Regions from separate parts of the Mus musculus genome. Here all the other regions are linked to region 1. Evidence: chromatin loops called from intact Hi-C (ENCODE). Cell type or tissue: left cerebral cortex. All regions are shown on one strand.

What was found. Hi-C counts contacts between places; a loop is a spot of excess contacts. Peaks named below come from ENCODE experiments on the same cell type or tissue, not always from the same donor. Only the 100,000 strongest peaks of a DNase experiment are listed, where the experiment ranks them.
Region 2: it touches region 1 in a loop (4-fold over the local background); 5 of 42 quality-filtered maps call a loop at or near these places.
Region 3: a loop joins it to region 1, with 5 times the contacts of the local background. A loop is called at or near these places in 6 of 42 quality-filtered maps.

The regions. Positions count from the first base shown.
Region 1 is chr8:108,693,545-108,701,544 of GRCm38, reverse strand. Gm42043 (a long non-coding RNA gene) reads left to right here and starts at 7,935. Exons shown (of 3, transcript XR_879166.2): 1 at 7,935-8,000. It also overlaps a transcript of Zfhx3 not described here. In left cerebral cortex, no CTCF peak of the experiment used is centred here; a DNase peak (open chromatin) is centred at 4,573.
Region 2 is chr8:109,245,686-109,253,685 of GRCm38, reverse strand. It overlaps D030068K23Rik (RIKEN cDNA D030068K23 gene), which reads right to left. Exons shown (of 10, transcript NR_126329.1): 9 at 3,763-3,829; 10 at 47-2,582. 4922502B01Rik (RIKEN cDNA 4922502B01 gene) reads left to right here and starts at 3,941. Exons shown (of 5, transcript NR_151498.1): 1 at 3,941-4,926. In left cerebral cortex, a CTCF peak has its summit at 5,685; DNase peaks (open chromatin) are centred at 3,794, 4,268, 5,188, 5,624 and 2 more places; H3K4me3 peaks cover 4,121 bases; H3K27ac peaks cover 3,040 bases.
Region 3 is chr8:107,952,189-107,960,188 of GRCm38, reverse strand. No RefSeq gene overlaps it. Among named protein-coding and RNA genes, the nearest start is that of Gm39242, 120 kb to the right of the region's middle. In left cerebral cortex, a CTCF peak has its summit at 4,119 (motif pointing left); a DNase peak (open chromatin) is centred at 4,115.

The DNA of each region.
Region 1 (8,000 bases):
TGTATCTTTTGTGAGGTTAATACCATTCTGGGCTCTCGATAGCCCTGGACAATAGGGACTCTCCAGGAGCCTGTGAAGACCCTGGCTTTTTTCTTTCTGGCTTTTTTTTTGGGGGGGGGGGAGGATGAAACATTCCTACAGTCCAAATACAACCTCTGCTTTGATTAAATAAATATTTATCTTTATTGTAGCCATTGTATATTTTTACCTGCAGTTTGTCCGGTTTCTGATTATTATTTTAAAATTTCCACTGGCAATAGTTAATCTTTTCCCCCCCCCCTTTCAGTTCAAAATACAGGTCAGTGTAAAATGTAGCTGGCAGAAGGAAGACTGGTAAATTCTGAATTTTTCCATAATGCGTCAGGTAAGGAAAACTGTTCAGCCCTTCAGGAGTATCTTTTGCTTCCTACTTCTCTGTCTTCACGAATCTCCATAAATCTGTTTGGTTTTTAGAGATGCAGCAGAATTAAATTTCTCCTTGTAGATGTTGAAAAACCAGTTACATATCATGTGCTTATTTTCTTTTAAAATGTAAATAGCACAAGAAGTGAACTTGTAGCCTCTTTCTTATGTTTAAAAAAAAAAGGTGTGAAGAAGTCTCCCTATTTAGGAAAAAAAAATTCTGGATATAAATCTATTTCATGTTGCAATTATAGGAAAATGTCAGCTTAGTCTTGTAAATACTTATGCTAATTTTACTTAGAGAATTCATTCTATGGAGAAGTACCCATCTTGTGTGATTCAATAATGCTTAGATGATAATCCAGCATCTATATGGATTATTTTATATACAAAATGGGGGCTGCCTAAAATCCAGAATCTAAATCCTTTATTTAGCAGGAAAGAAGGCAGAAAATTTTAGACCAACCTGTTTTTTAAGGCATTTTTACTGTGGGGAGGGAAAGTGGCATGTAGGCTAAGTACTGCATTGCTATTTTTCTGCCTCTCTCTGAAATGAATGACTATAGATAACAAAGGTATATGCATAAAACGGTACATAAATATACATTTGAATGACTTCACAAGCCTTGTCATCTATGTGTGAATATCTGTGCACACAAATAGACAAGGTGTGCACAAATGCAGGTACTGTACAGAGCTATTAGGGGGCTTTTTCTCACTGGGGGATTTATGTTTCCGGGTCTGTTTGAAGCCATTTCTTTGGAAATATAACATAGCAGTGTTGTTTTAATGAAGTAGATGGAGATGCTGAATTTGTGTATGAATCTGTTCCTCCACAGTTTTCAGAATATGGAACTGCAGCTATTATTTGGTCCAAGGGGTAAATATGCAATGGGCCAATGTCAGGAGGAAAGAGATGGGGTGCTAGTATATTTCTCTTAGAAAGAGCCAAGCTTTGGGCCCTAGGAATCCCCTCAACGGGGTGACTGGGGACACAGTAAAAAGGAGGGGGGTTGAGACTCAGTGTGGAGTCAGGGGAGGTCGAAAGGATGAGTCTCTGAAGATCTCTAGCTCAAGATGTAAGAGAAGGGTTGAAGGGTGAAGAATGTTCGGTCTCTTTTTAAATGTGTATTGTTATTCTAAGTCTATTGTATGTACGTGTCGCCGTCTTTTCATTTGCCACGACAACATATGGATTCCATAAATACAGACATGCCGAAGTGCATCTGTCTGAGTAGTTAACACGATCCAAACATCCCTCCTCACTCCGCTAACTCCGCTCCTCCTTGGGCTCCCTGGCAGTGCTTGTACCGGGGATCCTGCATCCCTTAATCTCACCCTTTTGTGAGACTACCTTGTTGTGGTCTTGGCACCGGATTCAAGGTGCAAAGCTGGGAAGGCTGACTGCTAGCAGCATTTCAGCAGTCGAGTCTCTGCCAACCGACACGGGGCCTCTGAGCTAGCGGGAAGGAAAGGGTTAAGCTGCCAGAGCCCAGGGAAGGGGCTGTGCTCATCCCTGAGCGAGGTGCAGCCACCGGCAGCTGTGATTTAGGGGTCAAGTCCGAGATCACCTTTCTCCTGCCTCTGGAAATGGCAGAAGATGGGGAAGGGGGTGGGGGGAGCTAGAAACAGGAGAGAACAGCGACTAGGCGCAAGCACGAGGCATTCCATCCACCCCCCCCCTTCCTGGTCCCAGTCCACCTCTTGACCCCACCCCCCACCCCCCAGACAAACCGACAGATCCTTTTCACTCCTAGGATTGTGGGATATTCTGAGTATCCCAAGTTTCTCTTTCAGTAGCTCTGCCCCTACTCCCTGTCTACTGGAGTTCTAAGTACCAATTCTGAAAGTTTATCCTCAGTGTGGCAGCGAATATAGAAGCCAATGTGGGTCAAAACTTCCTTCTCCTTTGCAGAAGACTGGGATGCCCCTAGCAGGAAGAAGTTTGAATATAGCCCTCTCTGCCTCACACTCAAGTCATACATACACTCCTACAGTCCTGAGTGGGTGGACGCTGTGGATGGAGTCTGTCTGTTACAGGCAGCTTCTTGCTTTGTGCCTACATTTTTGGTCAATTTTTTCCCTCCCATCTCACACAGCCCCCAGAACACTTTTCATCAAAAAATATTTTTTAAGCTTGAAAGATGACCAAAAGCCAATTTCAGATTTGTTTCTAAGTCATTTCATTAGAAAAGAGCAAAATGTCAAAGTCTTCTGTGTTGGCATATGGGTAGCATGTGGAGTCTTAGCATGCAGGTCTTGTGAATTCTGGGGAAGTGTCCATAGAGCGGACGTTAGCCAAAAATGAGCTTCCCAAATCCTACCCCAGGGCGCTGGCCAGTTAAGAAACTGAAATAGCATAGTTCTTTTGGAAAGTTACAATAATAATAATAATAATAATAATAATAATAATAATAATAATAATAATAATAAATACTTTGGTGTGTGTGTGTGTGTGTGTGTGTGTGTGTGTGTGTGTGTGTGTGTGTAAAAGACCTGGCTCAGACTGACAGAAAGACCCCAATCCCTGGAGGAGAGAAGACAAATGGAAGATACAGAGGTGAGGAGATAATGGAAGTTTAAAACAAGACGATCTCCCATGCTCTTCCCCTGGGTTTCCCTTGGAGGTGAAGGCAAATCACCCTGATCCAACCTGTGCTTTCAGGGCCAAAGGCAGCACAGCTGATCCAAAGGCAGCTGAGGTCTGCCTTTTCCAGTCTGCCCCTAACCTTGCCAGAGTCTCCAGACCTCGGAAATCAAACTAAATTGGCCGCTGGAATTTAAAAGAGGTTTCAGCCCTGGAGCAAGGAGGAGGGAACAACCCCCCCCCCCTTTAACATCCCAATTCAAAAGACACCACAACCTACTCTTGGGTGTCATCCCCAGTCCAAGAATATTCTCTCTCTCTCTCTCTCTCTCTCTCTCAAGTAAAAACCTTTAAAGAATTAGTCCCAAATTTAGAGTGCCGGGTCCTTGAAACAAGAGTTCCTAGCGATAAAACCTGCCTTTATTTTCAGTACCTAGGGTATTGTGAAAAATGCAGGTTAATTAGTCGACACCAGGGGTAGCGTTGGATTCCCCAGTTCCATCCTTTGCATCGGAAATCTGAAGTCCAATCTGGGGGTGCAGGAACAGCAAGAGTCTGTGGCTCTCGCTGGGTTATGCACCACCACCACACACTGGCTTCCCTGTTGGTGACCCGGTACCAGAAGTCTGCACCGCATCAAAAGCCGAAGGCGGGCGCGAGGAGGAGACAGAACTAACCTCATCACAACTCAACAAAGTGAACAACTACAGGACAGACACCCTTGGTTGGACAACGTGCGCTTTAGGGAGTCTCAGGAGCACATAACTTGGGGAATGATGCCTGCCGGCTACAGCCTAAAGAAAAGGAAGCCCTGAGAAGAGCGGGCGGGGGTGTGGTGGTGTGGGAGTCTAAGGAGCAGAGCTGTGAGCGTGCTCCACCAGGGCTGGCCTGGGGAGAGAATGCCCACAGTGGCACGTGCATTGTTGACAGGCAGGCATGTGCTAATGGAGGGGTAGGTGGCTGAGCAATCCCCCCCATGCTTGCATTTCTTGCAGGCATGGTTTGTTTAATGATGAGGGAATTGAATGCCTCGCACACACACACACTTTTTTCTTTTGCTGAGAAATGTAAAAAAGGAACCTATATCATATATATGTTCAGAAAAAAGTATGCATTTTTCCTTGAGAAATACCTAGTGCCATAATATTTCTGATTTAAGGGGCGAGGGAAATCTTTGAAGTGAAGGAAATCAGTGGGGGACGAACTAGCTCTTCCTGATTTTTTTTTTTTTTTTTTGTACTTCTCAAAGCCAGTAATGGGATTTAAAATGAGAGATTTCCAGTCTTCGTCCTCCCTGCCATTCCATTTCACTGTTTTTCGCCTCAGAAAACCTCCGAGGTAACCGACTACACGTCTAAGGGGGTGGATTAAAGTAAAACAAGGTTTGGGGAACACATCAACTTTTTGTTTTCTCAAATGAAGTTGGAAAAAATTTTTCTAAGGACAATTTAAGCAACAAAGGACATTGAACAGATATGCTTTCTAAAGAAAAATAAATCCGATTCGTTTGTTTCTCCTTCTTAAGACTAGAGAGAAAGGTGAATCTGATCTTGGAGCGTGCGTAAGGCACGAAATCTGGGGCCCGCCTTTGGATGGGGAAAATGGGCAGAGGCAAGGCACCCCGCGAGGTCCCTGGAGAGGTCCAGGGCGCAACAGGCTTAGAGCACCAGGGATTTGACTCCAGCTAGCCACATTCTCCTTTGGGCGGCCTTCAGGCTCGGCATAGGGCAGGGAACTGACCCCCTGTGTGCTTCGGGCGCGCCCTTAAAACCACAGCCGCTTGCCAGTTAGATTGTAGAGCTCAGTGGGTAGTAGTGACATTCGACGTCAGTTTCTCGTGGCCAGAATAGGACGCACCGATTTTTGTATCTGCCTTACTATTCCCCCCACCTGGGGGCTGGACTTTGTAAAGACCAGTCACCTCCCTAAATCCCTCCATTCTGCTCTCCCAAACCATAACCTCCAAGAATCCCGACATTTCCCCAAGATGCAGATTCCGGTTCTCCGAGCTAGTGCGCGCATCCCTAGTATCTAGCACGCCTGATATTTCGGGGCCCTTTTCTTCCCTCTGGCTTGGGATGCCGAGAGGAAGCCAGGAGGCTCTGGCTCCTGAAGACACCAATTGAACCGCTTAGGCCAGTGAATAGCCGCAGCCAAGAAACCCAAGTGCCTCTTGCAGGTGCGCGCCTGGCACGTTCCTGGGGCCCCTCGGCTGGGAGGGGAAATAGGCTAGCCCCGGCGGAGCCAGCCTGTCACCGTTCTTCTGCGGGAACCTAAAAAAACCATTACGCCCAGCCCGGGCCCCAGCTGCCCAGCTGGAAAGCAGAGGGCGCGGCCGCAGGCACACCCCCTGGCCCGGACAACGTTCAGGCCCAGCCCTTCCTCCCCATGGCTGCGATTCCCTAGCTGGGGCTGCCTGTTCTGTAGATTTTTTTTTTTTTTTCCTCCGCCTTTGCAGCCTGTCGAGCTTCCCAGACACTGCTAGGCCACCAACGTCCCACCCCCGCCCCTCTGGGAACAGAGGTGGGGCTGCCCAGGAAGAGGTCCCTGAACGCCAGCTGCAGAAGAACACTGGAGAGTCCCAAGTCCCAGGCTTCCCCTCCCAGCCTAGGTGTTTGGGAAGAAGCCGGGTTCTGTAGCCTTCGCGACCTCAGGGCCGAGCGGAGAATGGAGGACCTACTGGGGCGCACCGCAGACCCTCCTAACCAAAGGAGGTGGGAGTGGGTGTTTGGTTTAGCTGAAGGCCAACTTCAGGGGTGCCAGTGTCTTGCGTGCATCTCCCTCCCTCGCGCGTTTTGTCTGGGAGGGGGGAAATGAGAAAGAAAAGAAAGCGGTGGATTTGCGCCGACCCTCCTCCCGAAGTCTGGGAACGCTGCTGCAGGAAGAACCGCTCATAAAGACACTTTAGCCCCCGACACTTGAATGCTAAAGGTTAGACTTACAGTCTTCAGGGAAGGGCTTCCTGCCAACTAGGATAGCGGCGCACGCTGCCACAGGCCGTGGACCACACCATCCGTGGCCCCTCCAGGTGCGGTCAATGCGATAGGCTCCGGGTGTTTGTTTACTTCAGCGACCAGAACCGAGGTGCCGGCTCTTCCCTGCCCCCCAGCTCCAGGGAACCTCTTTTCCCGGCCTCCGCAGTTATTTGCCGGTAGCTGTCTGCGCCTACCTCATTTTGTTCTTGGTATCTGTCCCCTGCCCTTTGGGCTCCTACCAGGAGGCCCGAGATTCACAGCAGGACTCACCTTTGGGTGAGACCGTGCCTAGCCCTTTTCTTTTCTGTTTCCGGGCAGGCGGTGAACCCTAGCACAGGTGAAAGAAACAGGGGTCTACAGGAAGACAGGGCCTGCAAGGGAGTGCCAGGTGGGGCAGTTTTTAGGTGGGGGAAACTTATTAAATAGCCATGGAGAATCTATCCCAGAGATCCTAGGACCAGGGGCATCTCTTCCTCCCTTCCAACCCAATGATGCTGAAATTTGGAAGTTTAACCTTAGGAGCCAAGCAAGTGTCTATTTTCTCTATTCCTCCAGTCTGCTGCGTTTGCTGAGTACCTACTATGTGAAGTTCCCTTCCATCCCCTGTACCTGTAATTGTATTCATTTGCAATTGGAAAATGCTCTGAGTTCCATTTTCTATTCAAGAGGATGATTGCACTCAGAGAGGCTGTTACTCAAAGGCCACACAGCTTTAAAGTTGCTCAGCTTGTACTGGAAACCCACTTCTGTGGGGCTTTACACCAGCTGCCTCTTGTCAAAGCAAGACAAGCAAGGTGCCCGTCGTCGGTGGAAGAGGAAAGCTAGCAGTGCCATTTAAGGCAGAAAGACAAAACAAGCATTAGTTTCCCATGGTTCCAGGGCTGACATTCGAGGATAGGAGACAGTCACAGGCCGGCAAGGAAGATGCTCTCTGTGACAGAAGCCATAAGGAAATGCAGCAATGGCAACTCAGCCAGGATGTCTGCAAGGGTACAACCCTGATGCAATGCCCCAGACGGGCTAGCCTGAGCTGCTCCCACCTCAGGAGCAAAAGCTTCTACAGGGCCTTCTTGTTTTGCCTTTGCAAATTGTCTTAGTCTACTTGAAGCTGGGACAAGACCCTTACTTCTACACGTCATCAAGACGAACAGGAAAGGACAATCAGATGACCAACCAACCACTCATGAAAAAAATATTAGAAAATCCAGTAAGCTGAGAATTAGGTGACAGGAACACTCAAATGACAGGCAGGCTTCTTGGGCGCATGAGAGTGTGGGCTTTGCAGACCCTAGGGGAGAAAAGGGTGTGTGTGTGTGTATGTGTGTGTGTGTGTATGTGTATGTGTGTTGTGCAAGCTGCCAGCTCCTGCCTCATAGATTCCAACTAGGTCTTAGCCGCCCTTCTGCAAGGTTCTCCAGCGTTAGACCACCACACACTGGCCTCCCTTCACTGTGATTAGCTGGTTGGCTCTGACTGAAGGTTTCCCAAGTGTGGGTGTATGCCACTGGGCAGGACTGGCTGGCCTGGCCCACATGGAGGGCTGCTGAAAGGCTTGTTAAGGAAGCACTTCTGACTAGGCAATCCAATTACATAATGCTGCAAAAATAACTCAGGCCTAGGAGTTGTGTCAGAGTGACATATGTTGTTACCAGAGGAAGGGATCAAATATCTATCTTTTAACCCCCAAGGGGCTAAAAGTACATGCGTGCGTGTTAGTTCATCACTCCTCACTCGTGAGAGGAGCTAACGGGGTGAGGGTAGAGAAATGGCATCTACAAACATCTTGCCCCACCCCCACCCCCATTCCCCTGATGCAACTAAAGCCCACTTTCTGGTCACCTCCTAAGTCTAACAACAGACACACTGGATGCCCCAATTCATCTTGAAGTACAGTGCGTCCTGCTCCAAATGCGCCAGAGATGGTTGGAGAAATCAAATGGGGAGAGAAAAGGCAAGGGAAGAGGTCTTGTGTCTCCGGTGGGGGAGCAGTCTCTTCTTGTATCTACTTGGTAGATACACCCTGCTGCTCTTTTAGG
Region 2 (8,000 bases), 550 kb before region 1:
TCTTTCTTTCTTTCTTTCTTTCTTTCTTTCTTTCTTTCTTTCTTCTATCATATATTACAACCCAACCACAGCTTTCTCCCCCTCCAGACTCTCAGTTATTTTCTTAAATGATTATTAAAAGAAGAAATGCTTCACATGGGACCTTTGATGATTCAGTGTATGAGTTTTGAGTGATTTGGGATCTTATATAGAAAGTGTTTTAATAGTTAATTGTAGGTTTCATTATGGGCTAAATTGTATAAAATACGTACAATCTAAGAAATCAGACACTAGCAAGTGAATGTATATATTTGCTGATCAATGCTTCTCTGCGAGAAATACTTCCCTGTTGTTTTTGTTTGATTTCTCTTCAACTCTAAGAGCTGACTTGGACTCATCTTCATCGGGAAGTCTTTTTGGCATGCCTGCCAAGGATCAGGTCCTTAGATATGCACTGCCATGAGTGCCTGGTATCTCTATGGACTATGTAATAATAATGAAAATATAAGACCAGATTATATCAGATTATTAAAGGTATTACTACTTCTCAAAGAGTTGAGTCAACTTCTCAAAGGAATACTTTTTAACAAGGCTGATGTAGAGTGATTGCCTAATGTGCCTACTCAATCCTAGGTTTTAGCAAGTTCTCCTTTGAAGGCATCTTTGAGGTTACCGTCTATCTTCATAAGACAACCACGTGCTAGGCCTTGTGTATCACTGTCCGATGTCTAAGAGCCTATAATTCATAAAATGCTGCCTAGAACAGAACACATAAAGCCAAGTGGAATGCAAACTCGTGTTCTCCTGCCTCCCTATACCCAGACATGGAGAGTAGGGATGCACACCTCTCAGATATTTCTGCATCCCCAAAAGAAAACCTACATACAAATGCCACATTTGGCTTTACCAGTTTCTTCCCCAGATGGAATCTAGCCGTTGTGCTGGAATGTAAGGACTGTGCCACTAGAGTTGAAGTATCTTGCAAACTTTTAGGCAAGGAGAGTTCTTTGCCTTTCTTGAACACTTGGGATCTCTGGCACAGCTCCTGCTGAAAGCATGAATGGAAGCATGAATGGCATTTACTGGAAAAGGCAGCTTTTCCTGGCAAAGGACTTGGACGGAGCTGCGTCCACTCTGTCTCAAGCTCACTTTGTAAATTATGTGAAACACTTTTAGACAGACACTGGCACTCATAAATTATACAGCTCATTTGCATATTCCAGTCATGAGACATTATGCAAAGTGACATGATTTGCATAATGGATTCCTCTTGTCGCTTCACTTGCTGTGTGCTTTAAAAAAAACAAAACAAAACAAAACAAAAAACAAAAAACCCCAAAATGAAATAGAAGGCAAGCATGAAAAGGTGAGAGCACCGGTTCCCAGCCTTGCCCGACTCCTTCCCAACAGCAAGAGCAAACTGCTTTTATTTTGGACAGAGGCTCTGAGAAAGGGGGTGGGCAACAAAGATACACACACTCATACAAAATAACAAAGAGCCTGGCTAGGAGTTTTGTTCTTAATTATACTATGTACTTCCTCACTGAAATCCATTACCCAAAATAACCTCATCTGGCCAAGAGGAGTGGAAGCAAAACAAAACAGACACAGAGAAGAACTTTATGGAACCTGTACTTGTGCTGTGTAGGGTAGGAGTACCCACTCTTCCCTTTGTGAAACTGAGACATAGCAATTCAAAAAAAAAAAATCTCAAAAGCACCATCATTTTCTTACTCCTAGAAAAGAAACATTTTAGGGAGGATAGAAGCGGTCTTGGGAGGGGCTTATCTCATCTCTCGAAGAACTTCTGAAGGGGTTGTCTAGTTGGGAAGAGGAAAGACGGGGTTGTGTTTGATTATTTGACAAAATCTATAATGGCTCCATATACTGTACAGGATGAGGCAGTGCCACGCTGACTTCTATCGCTCTACTCCAATAAGCAGACAACGTTCCCTCAGCAGTTGCTAGTTTTGCTGCGGGCTTTCCCTGCCCCCCCTGCACCAGTGCGGAAGGCAGAGTGTGCCAAGCGGCTGGCGTCTGTACCCTGTGGGAAAAGTTAACTGTAATTCTTCGGCTTTTAAAATCAATTAACCCGTGTGTTAATTAACGTCAAGTCGACGGGAGGAGGAGAAGAAGGGGAGGGCGGGAGAAAAGAAAAAAAAGCTGCAAGGGCGGATGGCAGAAGAGTTGGCACGGTGCCATCCATTCAGGGGCAACGCCACAGTTTCGTGTGATAGCAGCAGCGGGTATATGTTACCGGGCCCTGTATGCGGGCCAGACAGTGCGGTAAAGCCAAGGGAGATTATCCAGACCCCCAGGAGCGAACAGCAAGCAGCAACGCAAGGCGCAAGTGCCAGGATTACAGCCCAGGCTGCTCCAACTATGAGCCCTTCCTTGGACCCTGGGAATCGGCTACTTGGGGTTTTGGGGTCTTCCACACCAAAGAAGCACAAAGCTGACTTTAATCACTTTTTTCATTTAAACTTGATTCTGCCGCAGTGGAAGAGCCAGCACGGCGGATGTTTTCACACCCAGCAAGACAAAGGCCGTTGTCTCCGCCATGACACCATTCCGTTCCAAGCAGAGGCCGGGGTCCTGGACATCTTGAAAAATCAAAAAGAAACAAGGAAAACAAACAACAGATACAGCGACAGTCAGAGAAAATCATCAACCACCCAAACTGTTTGTCCGTTGCCCATGCCAAGGGTGATGTGGGCATCTGTTGCAGCAGAAGGCACTTGTGTGGGCTATTTTTGTTTTTTCATTAATTTTTTTTTGAGAGGGCAAGCTACTGGCTTATTTGCTACTCAACTTCGTTTATAATTAACTTAAAAAAACAACAACAACAACACACCGTTCAGCCAAGTCAACAACAAAGAGGAAAGGCAGACATCGGAAGAGAAATGCCTGAGGAATCGGCATGAATGCATGCCACAGCCGGTACCACTTGCCATTCGGAAAACCTCAGGGAAAGATGCCAATTTTATAGCTCCGAAGAAGGCAGAGAAGGAAACATAAAGGTCTACAGATAGAAATTCTAAGGAAGGAATACTGCTTTCCCAATCCTGGATGGAAATGGCACACAGCCTCTGCTGAGAGAAAAGAGGGAATGTTTAAAAGGAGCTATCTAGATGGGTAGACGTGAAAACAGGCAACCATCGAGTGCATATAGAGATGTGTGTAAGGCTCTGCGTGTATACAAATACACAGACTCTCTGACAAACTGAATGCTTAGCTATGTATATATTTTCATGCTATAGGTATGGGTACGTATATAGGTGTATATGGTTTGCACTTACACGTGTGTGGGGTGGTGTATGCATGTCTGAGAAGTGGGAGAGGATGGCAGAGGAAAGACTGGGAGATCTGAGTATGTACTTGTATGTGTGTGTGTATGCATCCCACTCTCTAACCCAGGTACACACAGAAGACAAAATAAAAATCATACTGGAGCAGCAAGCAGGCAGCCAGAGATTTATCTACATTCGCTGCTATCACCGGGGAGATGAATGGGGTCGTCTGAAGCCCCTTTACAAGATCCACTATGGGAGTGGAGGAGGAGGAGGAGGAGGAGGAGGAGGAGGAGGAGGAGGGATGCCACACACACAAGTACAAACTTGAAGGCAGAGAGATTTGGAAGGGGCTACCAGGCAAACCCTGGTGGCATGATGCTGAGGAGCAGAAGGGAAAAGAGCCTTGTCTCTATGTTTTAGGTGCTTAAGGAAAAAAAAAAAAAAAAAAGACATCCTGCAAAAGGGTCTGAGGGAAGCGGCTGGTACTCACGGTTTCTGCGTTGCTGTGAATCCTGAAGGTGTTCTGTTGGCACCGGGCGCTGAGCCAGGGGCAGGCGCTGGAAACAAAAGGGAGACACACACACAAAAATTAAAGTCAATTCAATGGGAATATTAATTGCTGCTCTTGTGGATTTTACAAAACACACAAACTGTTTTCATTTTTGTTCTTTTTCTTTTTTTTTTTTTCTTTTAATTGTGGATTGGCGCGTGCCCCTTTCGCATGGAATATACAAGTAGTTTGGGATTTACAGTCCAGTTACGGGACTCAGGATTAACTGCGCTGGCATCTTTTGGGCATATCCTTCCTTTTAATGAATAAGCTTTCGCTGTTAATGAGGAATAATCGTTTGGCTAATGAGCTTTGAAACATTAAGAGAAAAGAGGTTTTTTCCCCCCGTTAATCGCTCTGGTGCGACTGCATGGATGGATTACAAAAGACAGCACTAGTGCAGTACAAAGGTTGGGGGAGCTCCTTGGGAGTGGGAGAAGCACCGAGTGGGAGATGTGCCCCTGCATCTCTTCTTCCTTCTCTCTTTCCCCTCTCTCTGCCAACTGCTATGGGTTTCCATAACTCCGCAATCGAAGTGGATGGTCGGGAAGGATTATTATACAGAGTAAAGCCTCCGCTGTTAATGTCTCCAGTGTTTAATCATCATACAGTAGGATGGTTTTATGCATATTTCATTTGCATATCATTAAACTACGTTAGCGAGGGGGCACCCAGAGCCGAGAGGAGCACAAAGTTGGGAAGACAGGGAAGGAAAAAGAGATTCCCTATGATGCTTATCTTCAAACGGGGGCTTGTTCCTTCCATGATGTGTCTTCTGCCTTTCTAAAATCATTATGACTTGGAAACCTTTGAAGTTGGATACAACCTTGGATTCCTCTAATTCCTGCAGAGCGGTATATTTTTAAGATCGGCAGCAATGTCCCTGCACTAGACAATTAAAGGAATATAAACTCCAGTGGGCTGAGACTAGTAGCTCTTTGGGGAACACAGTGGCAGGAGCTTCTACAAATACCAACACTTAAAAAAAATCATAATAAAGAACGTCATACCAAAAACAAAGAAAGAAGACAAGAGATTTTAACATGTGGATTATATTTGTTTTGTTTGGGGGGTAATAAGCTAAAGAGAGTGAAGAAGTCATTGGTAATTTATCCCCTCATTAATGAAGTCACCCTTTTTATTTGTGTTTGTTTTTGTCCTTTAATTGTGAAGACCGGTGCTGTCGCAGTTTTGAAGAGGTTAACCAGTTATTGTGTAGCTCTGATCTTTCCCCCACCCCACACCTGACAGAAAAGAAAGGTGGTGGTTCGGGGAGTTGTGAGTACTGGGGATGTCTGGGGGGAAGTGGGAAATACAGTGAGTTCTTTGTGGATCTTATACATGCTCAACATATTAATTGAGGGCTTTTAAAGTTCCCTCAATAGGCTATTTCATTCTTGGTAAACCAGCAGCTGGTTAGCCACTGTTGGTGACTCTTCAAATATCACTTTAACGATTTTTTATTCTGTTGCCGTCCATTTTTGTTTTGTCCGTAGCCAAGAAGGAGAATGTAATACCGCTCTTTCTTTACCATGCCCCTTCCGTCTTCTTCGTGTCCTATTTTCGAACTGTGAAACGGTGTTGGTTTAATATTGAATCCTGGTGCACGGCATAACTGCACAACTTGATTTGGAAATGAGACACTGGCTTATATTTAAATTATCTCCACTCCTCCCTTATCCTCCAAAGCTTTGTCTCTGCTATGAATATTCAGATGAGACATGATGTGATTACACTGTACAATTACTCCTATCCACAGTGGTGGCAGGCGCTGCTGGGGAGAAAGAGCCTCCAAGCTAGTGTGGAGTTTTGTTTTCGGTATTTTTTTTCTCCTATCTCCTGGCACCTCGGCACATGCAGATGTCGCTGTTGTTCTTTATAAAGCTCTAATGACATGCAAAGGCATAACGACTTGGTTTGGATGCAAAGCATCAACTGAGTGTTATGGATGTCTTTAAGAAAGAGAAAGAGAAAATCCTGACTGAAGGAATGTCCACATAAATTATTTTTATTTAAATGAATTCAAAGGATGGGGTGAGGGCAAGTGAGGAGTCACATGGAAAACATGCATAATATTAATATGCACAAAGAATTCTTACCGAGGACAAGCGCCTCACTACAGCTCATGGGACAAACAGGTTCATTAGGAGACAGCTCTGAGCGGCTACGGCATTTTGGTATTTTGATTTTTTTTTTCCCCTTAGTTTAAACGAAGAGTCAGACAGATGTGCCTTCTTTGCATGAGAGCATTGAGATGGATCCAATCTGTGAAATTTGCTGCCCAAATAGCATTTCTAATGGAACCTGGGACTAAACAAGGGCTTGGATGTGGAAGGGAGGGGAGAAGAGAGAACCCACGAAGAGGAGGCTACTCAGCCACTGCGAGGCTTTTGGTAGCACAGGAAGCTGTCAGAAGCCATCTTTGCTCCACTGGTCCCAGGTGTGGGCTCCAGATCCAGAGAGCCATCAGGGTTCACCAAGATGAACACTGAGCGGGCCCTTGTAGGTCTGAGGCAGAGGAAAGCGGCAACAGCAGCAGCGGCTCGGTGCCTACCCCCCTACCCCCTCAGTGGTCTTCAGCCCAGAAGCCAAAAGCACAGCTACTCCTTTGGGATGCAGTAGATTGCCTCCTGGTCCAGGTATTTGTGGAAGAAGGAATATCTTGGTGCTATCGAAGAGTGCGTTGCTAAAGAGCAGACGGCATCATCCGCTGCTTAAGGAGGCCTGATAATTGCGGTGCTGGTTGGTTCTCAGGGTAATGATGTCTTCTGGGCTTCTCTGACATTTCGGAGTGCTGGCATTAGGAGTCTCCATTCAGTGCATGTTTACGATAGACAGAGGTAGGCAGACAGCGACTGAGTCTGTTGGGTGGATTCAGAGCTAGTAACATATTTGTACCACTTCTCAGGTTTCAAAGGGGTAGCAGAGGGTGAAGCAAGAAGTTAGATGGAAGATTTTGTTGATTTTCTTGGCCAGGTGGATAGTCCAAAGTACTTTGATAAACGGGTTAAATTTATATCTTTTGTTTAAATTATCTGAACAAAGTCTAAATTTGATCTGTATATCTGCACAACTTTTCTACTTAAGGCTGGCCTAGAACAGGTCCAATTGTAATTATGTTATAAATTGTGATTTTTCACCTACAATCTCCATAATTTCCATCACACACACACACACACACACACACACACACACACACACACACACACACACACACACACTCTTCAGCTATCATGGCATGTAAGTGTTGTTACAGTATAGCAAAGTACAAAGAATGGAGAATTAAGGCTCTTTGGAAAATTTCTATTTAATCTTAATTATTCTAGCCTCTAACCTCTTATTTCTCCATTGCCAGAATTGTGGGTGTTAAATTTGGAAATAATGCACGTAAAGGACTTGGTGCAGAGTCTGTAAATAACACATCTTAAATACATGGTAAATTTTGTTATTGCTATTGTTGCTATTTTGGTGTATCGTTTAGTATTTGAGAGAGTTAAAAGAAAAGGGAAATGTTTACTTCTTAGCTATACAAGGTATCGTGAGAAAGATTAACTAGGCACATAGAGTAAATGCTGCCCTGGCATACGTGGGTATGAGCTTCAGTCTGACTTCCGACTGCAGATCATTTATGTGGTATTTACTTTACTCCTCTCAAATGAATATATATGCCAGTCATGTTGGTGACATCTGTGGTCTGATAAGAGTTCTACCCTAGTTTGTGAGAAGGGCACAGGACTGAGACATGGTCAACATTTGATCCCACTGATAAGGCGCTGACCAAGTCAGTCTTAAAAAAAGAAGTTCTACTCAAAATAGTAAGGACATTAACTATGTTCAGTTATCCATACCTAAATAATTCATAAAGGGATAGTCTCTTTCACCCCCAGACTCTTCATAAACCTTATTCACAAATCTGTAATGACTGCTACTGACTTCCTGTTCAGCTTCCCAGATGGTAATAGCTTGCTCAGATTTTAATATATTAGCATACTTTTAAAAATGCAAATTATAGTTTTTACAGATTCCTTATAATTTTCTGTAAACACAATCCATCCATCTCTGCACGGCTGTTATCTTCATTCCCAGCAATCACACACATTCGTTCTTTCTCATTTAGCTTACCTCATGAATGAGGCCATGCAGCTCAACTCTGCAGAAACTGAATGGGTGTGTGTGTG
Region 3 (8,000 bases), 740 kb after region 1:
GTGGATGACAATGGTTACATTGTACTGAAGAACTGCCTGAAGACACCGCAAACAAACACAACTGTACCCTCTTCCCGGGTATACGCCTATCAAGTGAGCTAAGTCCCCAAATATTTTAAGGCAGTTATAAATATTTAAAGAGTTAATAATAAATCTAGGTTGCTTAAAGAATATTTCCAAGTAACATGAAATATTTACTTTCCTCCCCCTACCCACCCACCCCATAAAAAAGATAAGATTTATCACAAAAATGTTTGAGGAATAATCAGCCATTTTGAGCTAATATATTTTAATATTTATACACATAATACATGCTGAATATAAATGATACATGGTGATTTCCCATAGTGTATAGAATTTATACAATTAACCGCAAGATCCAATGGCTTCCAGGCACGTAAGGGGCAAACACACTTACAAGGTTTCACTGATTATTGTTATAAATCTTATAAAGCGTAAAAGCATTAAAGTATATTCTGTTTACACCATTCATTACAAAGCCCGGCATATAAAAATATTATTTTTTTATTAAAAGATTTATATTTTTCTGGCTTTTTTCTTTTATGAGGTAAATTTATTTGCCAGTTTAAAAAAAAAAACTTTCTATTTTTCCATCCCCAAATACATGTTTGAAATATACCCTGGGTTTCAGTATCAATTTTCTGGTTATTTCTCAAGGGTTATATTTGTGCACAGTAATTGCAGCAAATATTTGGAAATTATTCATTTGGTTTCTCCAAAGTGTTTAAATTTAAAAAGAATCAAATAATAAAAGCACAATGGGATAAACTGCCTATTTTCTACACATCTGATAGCTATATACATATGTATGCACTTATACGTGTCTATTTCTAGTACGCCATTAATCAACAATGACAAAACCATGTTATCAATCTATCTATGCTGGACATAGAATGTTTTAATATTTATACAAACCACATCAAAAATATATGTGTGATTTTGCTTTTCAGAGCAAGAGGCTCGAGTCTTTCATGGAGATATTTTTCACCGGGTCTTTCTATGCTTTCTTAGCCATGTGTAATGTTTAAATATACCTGTGATTAAAAAAAATGAAATAGAATCTGCAATAAATTCAGCAATATGCTTTAAACCCTTCCACTGTCTGAATAGTGTTGTTGTTCGGGGGTGCAGGGGGTGGAGGGTGGCGCTAAAGGCAGGAAGCCTCTGGACTGGGAAACAGACATGAGCATCTGCCCGCAGGATCCAGGAGTTGTCCATTGTGAAAGGCACTGGGTTCCACAGCAACTTCTCAAATCGAATCGGCTTTCATTCCTAGAATGATTTCCTGCCGCTGAGCCTGAATTTGTAGGCAGCCATGAAAAAAATATCCGTAAGATTGATCTACCTCTGAGGGGAACCTCTGGAGAAACACAGAAGTTTTATCAAACCCATGTACACTTACATCACCCAAGGACCTATTACCTGCAGGAACACTGTTTGCATACAAGCTCGGCTAATGCCACTAATGTATTTACCTGCATTGAGGCACATACATAGTAAATGCCCCCCCTTGGTCTTGGGGATAGGATCCACACACAGGCTCAGTGTTTATGCCCCTCCCAGAACAGGTATTCATTAATCTGCATGTCTACATCAGGGAAACAGCAGGGTCGCATCCCCCTTCTTCCTACTTCTTGCTGTAACCACCCAGGCTATCAAAGGAAGAAAACGCAGAAGTAAAGAAATGGTTCCTTTCATTCCCTACTCAGTTCACAAAGGTGGGGTAGAAATCCAGGACCTTTCTTCCCCATTCATGTGTCAAATTGGAGTACTGGAAAGAATTGAGAAGTATGGCTTTCTCTCGCTTTCCTTTACCATGTAAAGCAAAGACCTAGATTAAGCTTTGTTTCTTTTTTTAAATAGGCCCGGTGTTTTTTCTCAGTCACCCATGCACACACACACACACATACACACACACACACACACACACACACACACACACACACACAAACCCACCAAGTGGCTTCACGGTCCACATCTGGCTCCCAAACTGTCATTCATTTGCAGGCACAGCAGCTTAAATATTGAAAGCCAATTTGAACTTAAAATATATATATGCATATATATATGTGTGTGTGTGTGTATGCATATATATATATATATACATGATATAATAAATCAAACTAAATATAAGCCTTGGTAACTTTATTTTTAATGACTTTCAAGAGGAAAAAAAATAGGTAAGGGAGAGAGATCAGCTGGGCGGGTGTAAAAATTGTTAATCTTAAATTTCTACAAACCCGAGTGTCAGAGCAAGCATGTACAGGGCATCAAGCATAACAAAAAGAAACGAGGTGGGGGGAAGGGGTCCCCGCACTCGCTTCCTTGAATCCCTCTGAATACATTTCACAATTCATCAGTTTTTGTCTTTCCTGCCTCGAATGAGGACAATCAGACCAGACACCCATTAGATTTTTCATGCATTTTTTTTTCTTGTTCATGACATGTTGGCAGGGAGGATGGCAATTCTGAAATCTTACCAAATGAGAAAAATGTCAGAAGCTGAACTGACAGCTAGTGGTTACTATGGTGATCGGTGATGCTGGGGGAAAAAATAAAATAAAATAAGACTCGGTTAATTCAAAAGGAATCAAGTTGGGTATTTTTTTTTAAGCCAGTTGATAGAGATGCAAACTTAATCCTGATATTGGGACATTATCTTCTCCAGCTAACAGCCAAAGACACCATTTAGCTTAAATAATAACTAAATACATAGCTCGTAATCTTGTGATTAAAAATAATGGAAAGAAACGATATTGATAAATGGAAGTCAAATACTATTAGCAAATGACTATCAGAGAAATATAGTGTATATTTAGTGCAAAGAGGGTTTGGGGTGGGGCTTGTGGGGAGAGAAATGTACAGTTTTAGAAAAATATTTTTATAAGAAAAAGATGGAAGCCTCATGGGGGGGGGGACTTTATGGTACTATAGATTCACTTAAAACACACAGGCACATAAGCCAGGTGTTTTCCTTGCCAATGCTCACCAAGGCAAAAAGAAAGAAATATAACTCTGTTTCAGACCAGTTCATAGAATTCAACTTCTTTCATTTTAGAGGGTATTTACAGAAAGTCTTATTGTGAGGTTTTTTTTAAGTATATTTGTTCTCCGTATCATTTCTCTTTTTTGTTAAAATCAAGTTTCATGTACTGATTGTTCTTCTGAGCTTCTTACCACCGGCATGCAAAATGATAATCTGGCAAGAGGAAGAAAGCAGCCATAGGCATCTTCCCTCAACACCATGCAACAAGGACAGCTGCTGGCTCAAACAACCACTGCTGTTATTTCACTGGTCTAAAAGAAGAAAGAACGTCATGAAGATGACTTTTACAATTAGCTAAAATCATTAATCAATTTTTGGTCTATATGTAATAGACACAGAGTCCCAGATGATTTATTATTATTATTATTATTATTATTATTACTATTATTATTATTTAAAGAGATTTTTAATTAATCAGTTTACAAAGATGTCAAGTGTGCCAGGGGTCAGCCTAAAATGAATGCCACACAGATAAACAATCTCTGCTCCAGAATAAAACTTCATCAAGGTCTCCCTTCACACCCACACGAAACTACTTTGATGATAACGGCAGCTTAGTGCCAAAAAGGTGGGCTGCAGAAGATGAAAGGCAGCTCTCATTCTGAAACAGTGCCATCTGAAAACTTTCCTTGCTTGCATATTTTATCCATGTCCCACACTCCCAGATCTAGCCCATTTTTTTTTCATTTGCTATAGTGACATTAAATTATCTATTGCCACCTTTCCCCACCTTCCCTAAATCAAATCTTTTGAGAGTTACAAGTAACTAGCAAAAACAAGATTCTTATTTATAACCTCAAGCTAGTATTTAATGCAAGGGAGAGGTAGAGGTAGATGTTAGCGAAGAAGAAACTCGGGAGGGGGTATATATATATATATATATATATATATATATACACATACATATACATATATCACACACACACACACACACACACACACACACACACACACACATATATATATATATATATGCAGCACTATTGGCTAAGGGAAGCCCTTCACTGAACAGACTACAATGCCATCTACTGGGAAAGTGAAGCTCGGCCTCATTGCCAAGAGCAAAGCTAGCTTAAAAGGCTTACAGACTGGAGAGACAGGCAGTCTTGCACTTTCTCTGTTGTAAAGGGTAGGAAATCTTTGCATGTATCATACACATATGTATGTGCCTATCATTTGGAACATCAGTCCCCATTATAAACCACTATGTTCTTTCTCTGAGGCAAGCCTCCTCCCAGCGGTTTGGTTTTGTTTTGTTTTTAATTTTCTACCAAGTTCTGCTGTCTTCAGTTCCCTCCATAACAAACAACACCCAGAAACTAGAACCACCAGGGAAGCAAGGGACCTTAGGGTCCATTCCTACCATCTCTAGCTTGTGAATTTCACAAGCTGTTTGTGCTACAACCTACTCTGCAAAATTTTGGGGTTGTTTGGGTTTTTTTTCCTCTGTGAAATCACAATAGGGAAGCCGACCATCCATCATGGTGGAGCTGGGATGAAGAACAGCCAAGACAGAGAGCCTTGGTCCTGTCAGCATCCAGTCTCTGAGTGGTCTTTAGCTGTGTGGGATGAGACTTCCGTGGTGCCTCATAAAACACAGGCATCTGCCCAGGTTCCAGGAGTTCCTCTCCCGTGTCTGCATGCACACCCTCTGCTCGGCCGCACTCTTCCCTTTCATTTCATCCTCCTCGAGACATGATTTTCATGAGAATCATGGAACAGGAAGGATGTTTAGGAGACCACCATCTCAGATTCTGCATACAAAGCCGTTAACGCTAAGGGGAAGAAAAGCTAAGGGGCTAGACAACTCTGCTACACCTCCAACAAAACGAAGCTACATCTTCACAACCGCTTGGGGGAAAATAATTAAAATAAACTCGGTGTATACCCAAAAGTCTCTGCAACATTTTGCAACTGCGGGTACAAACATAAGAAACAGCAGGGATACCCAACTTGCTGTTAGGGTCAAGAATTCTTTATCATGGAGGGTCAGCCTGTGCAGTATAGGATGACAAACAGGACCCCTACTTTCCACTCAAAAGATGTCACTAGCCCCACTACCACCCCATACACATGGTGTAATGACCAGTTAATCTCTCCAGACATTGCACATCGGCTGGGGAGGGGTAGAAACGGCAGAGTCACCCCCTCCCTGTTGGTAACACTACTACAGAATACCATTTAGAGGAACTATAGCTGACTCTGAATCATAGCAATGCATGGAAAGTCACTTAAAAAAAAAAAAAAAAAAACGGCAGAAGACTAGGGTAGAATCAGTGTAAATCTGAATCCAGAAACCTGCATCACGTAAATTCTTTTAACTGTGGGGCCAGTTGGAGATCCTGGCCTTCCCAAAGGCCTCTCTGGACAGTTCTCATGGTGGAGGAAAAGGGGAAGGCCACTTCATGGGTGGGAGCTGTTAGACATGTTCTCAAAGCAGGGGTCAAATATGCCATCATGACAAGGTCTGCAGGCTCAGGGAACAGATTAGAGAGGAGGTAAGAGATGGAAGAAAGTCAGGACTATTTTGGTTTGTTTTGTTTTTAATTATTTTTTTCTATATAAAGGCAAAAATATAAAGTGAAAAAATAAGTAATGTTTAAATATGGGCCCTCTTTTCCCCGTAAAATAGAAAAACCCTGTTATATATAGTATATAACAGGAAAAAGAACCAGGAAATAATGAAATTTTAATTTCCTAAATTGGGAATGCTATTAACAATTTTGTTTATAATTTCAAATACAGTATCAGGCTGTAAGATAAAGAATTGGAAAACATGGGAGGGCCATGGGCTATACATTCAGGAAGGCTAGGAAGCTGGGGATATGGATCAGTGGAAGTGCAATAGCCTACAGCCCTAGCACGAAAAAAAAAGTCAAACAAGCCATATGAGGTGAGCTACTGAAATTTAGAGACGTCACGATCCGGTGCAGAAGAGTATGAATCTGTATTAATCTGAAATGTCTCTAACCGGGTCCTTGCAGGTACGGTTTCCGAGTGAGCTGTATCTGCCTTCTGTCTCTCCCACCGGATGCTGCGCACAACTAGTGTGGCCCACCAGATGCGCATGGCTGCTTCCACTGCCTTGCCATATCTACCAGAAAATCTCCCAGGTTTGCTAGGGAAGTTGTCCACAGGGTTGGAATCCTTCTGTGGGATTCAACCTGGACAGTTGAGCTGCTGTGTCAGGTGCCCTGTTTAGCAACATTTCTGTGTGACACACCAACGAGGCTGAGAATATAAACTGTACAACTGACATTTTTCTTCAGTACTCTAAAATCCTGCATTTTCTTGGAACAGGAGAATGATGTGTGAGAATTAGAACAAACTGAATAGATGCAAAATATATTCACTCAAAAAAAAAAAAAAACAAAAAAAAAAACAGTCCCTGGTGCCACCTTCTATAAGGCTGGTGGCTTTGTGGAGTGTTTCTTTGAAAGAACTGGACCACACATACGCCCTCATTCACAGTGACTCTATACATGAACTGTCTCCGTATTTTTTTTTTAAAAGAAAACTCAGCTTGTGCGGTCGCTGCTAGCTCAGAGAAACTCCCCAACTATTTTCACATTTCATTCACACAGTGGATGGGGGCCACAGTGCAGAGAAGACAAGGCCCTGGAAAAAGAGTTCCATTGGTGGGGACACACAGAGAAGTCTCTCTCTAAGGTGCTGTAATGAGTTTCTTAAATGAAGCTCGATCGCTAAAGCAGTGTACATGGACCCAGGAAGCTTTCTGCAAAAGATTATTCTTACACACACATGCACACACACACACATGCACATGCACACATGCACACACACATACACGCACACACACATACATGCACACACACATGCACACACACACATGCACACACACACACACACATGCACGCACACACACACACACACACACACGCCCAGACCCTACCTTGTTACAACCTTATGGCAAGTCTTTCAAATCTAAAGAAGTAAAACACCCATTGCTTCCTTGCCCCCTTTTGAAAATTGCTAACCACACTTTTAAATTTCAATATCTTCTCACACGCTCTAGACATTTGCTAAGGTTGATTCTCCTAAGTTGGCCTTTAAATTTCTATTTATTCACTTTTTTCATTATCATTTAAAAGAATAAATAACTTCTAGCCATTACCTTTTAAGACTGCCCAAGGCTGTGTCCCTTCAAGGTTTTCTTACTGTTCCTTACAGGGCTCACCTGGGCAGCACCCTGTAAACTGCTCACACCTGACAACCTTCACCATACCCCACCCCCTCTCCAGACAGAGTAATCCGTCTTTGGCACTGGGGCAGGGGTGTGTGCCCGCGCAAGATGCTGGTGGAATCCAGCCTCCTTTGGTGTCTCAACTTTCATTGTCAGTTGCTAAATTAGCTAATGATTAATTAGTTAATGTTTTCAAAGCATTTTGAGGATGAAATGTGTGTCCTGAGTGCTAAGTGTAAAACAGCATTAGTTATCTGACTCCACAAAGACTAATTAGCTTGGGGTGGGGGGAAGTCCCCCCATCCTGATCAATAACACCCCTGGTATTGGATAGTACGGTAAGACCCACCTCACGTTGTAAGGCATGTATTCCCTGAGACACACAGAAATCCCTACTGCAGTTCATTGCTGGGTAACTCTTGGCTTTCAGTGAGGCTGGAGGGGGACAGTGACGTCATCTATACAGAATGCCACATTTTTGCAGTCAAAAAAAAAAAAAAAAACACGCTTGAAAGGATTATTTGACAAAGCTAAAGTAAAGACCTAACTCTTGGAAAGAGCAACACAGACACAATCATTGAACTCGTGTTTAAGAAGAATTAAGCTTTTAAAGTCCCCCACCCCTCCTCTAAAAAGCTCTTTAATGGCAGTCCTCCAGGTGGCCTCTGGATTTATTGTGAAATTTTACTTTGATGGCTATAAGTCCCCATGGGGACCATTATGTCAATA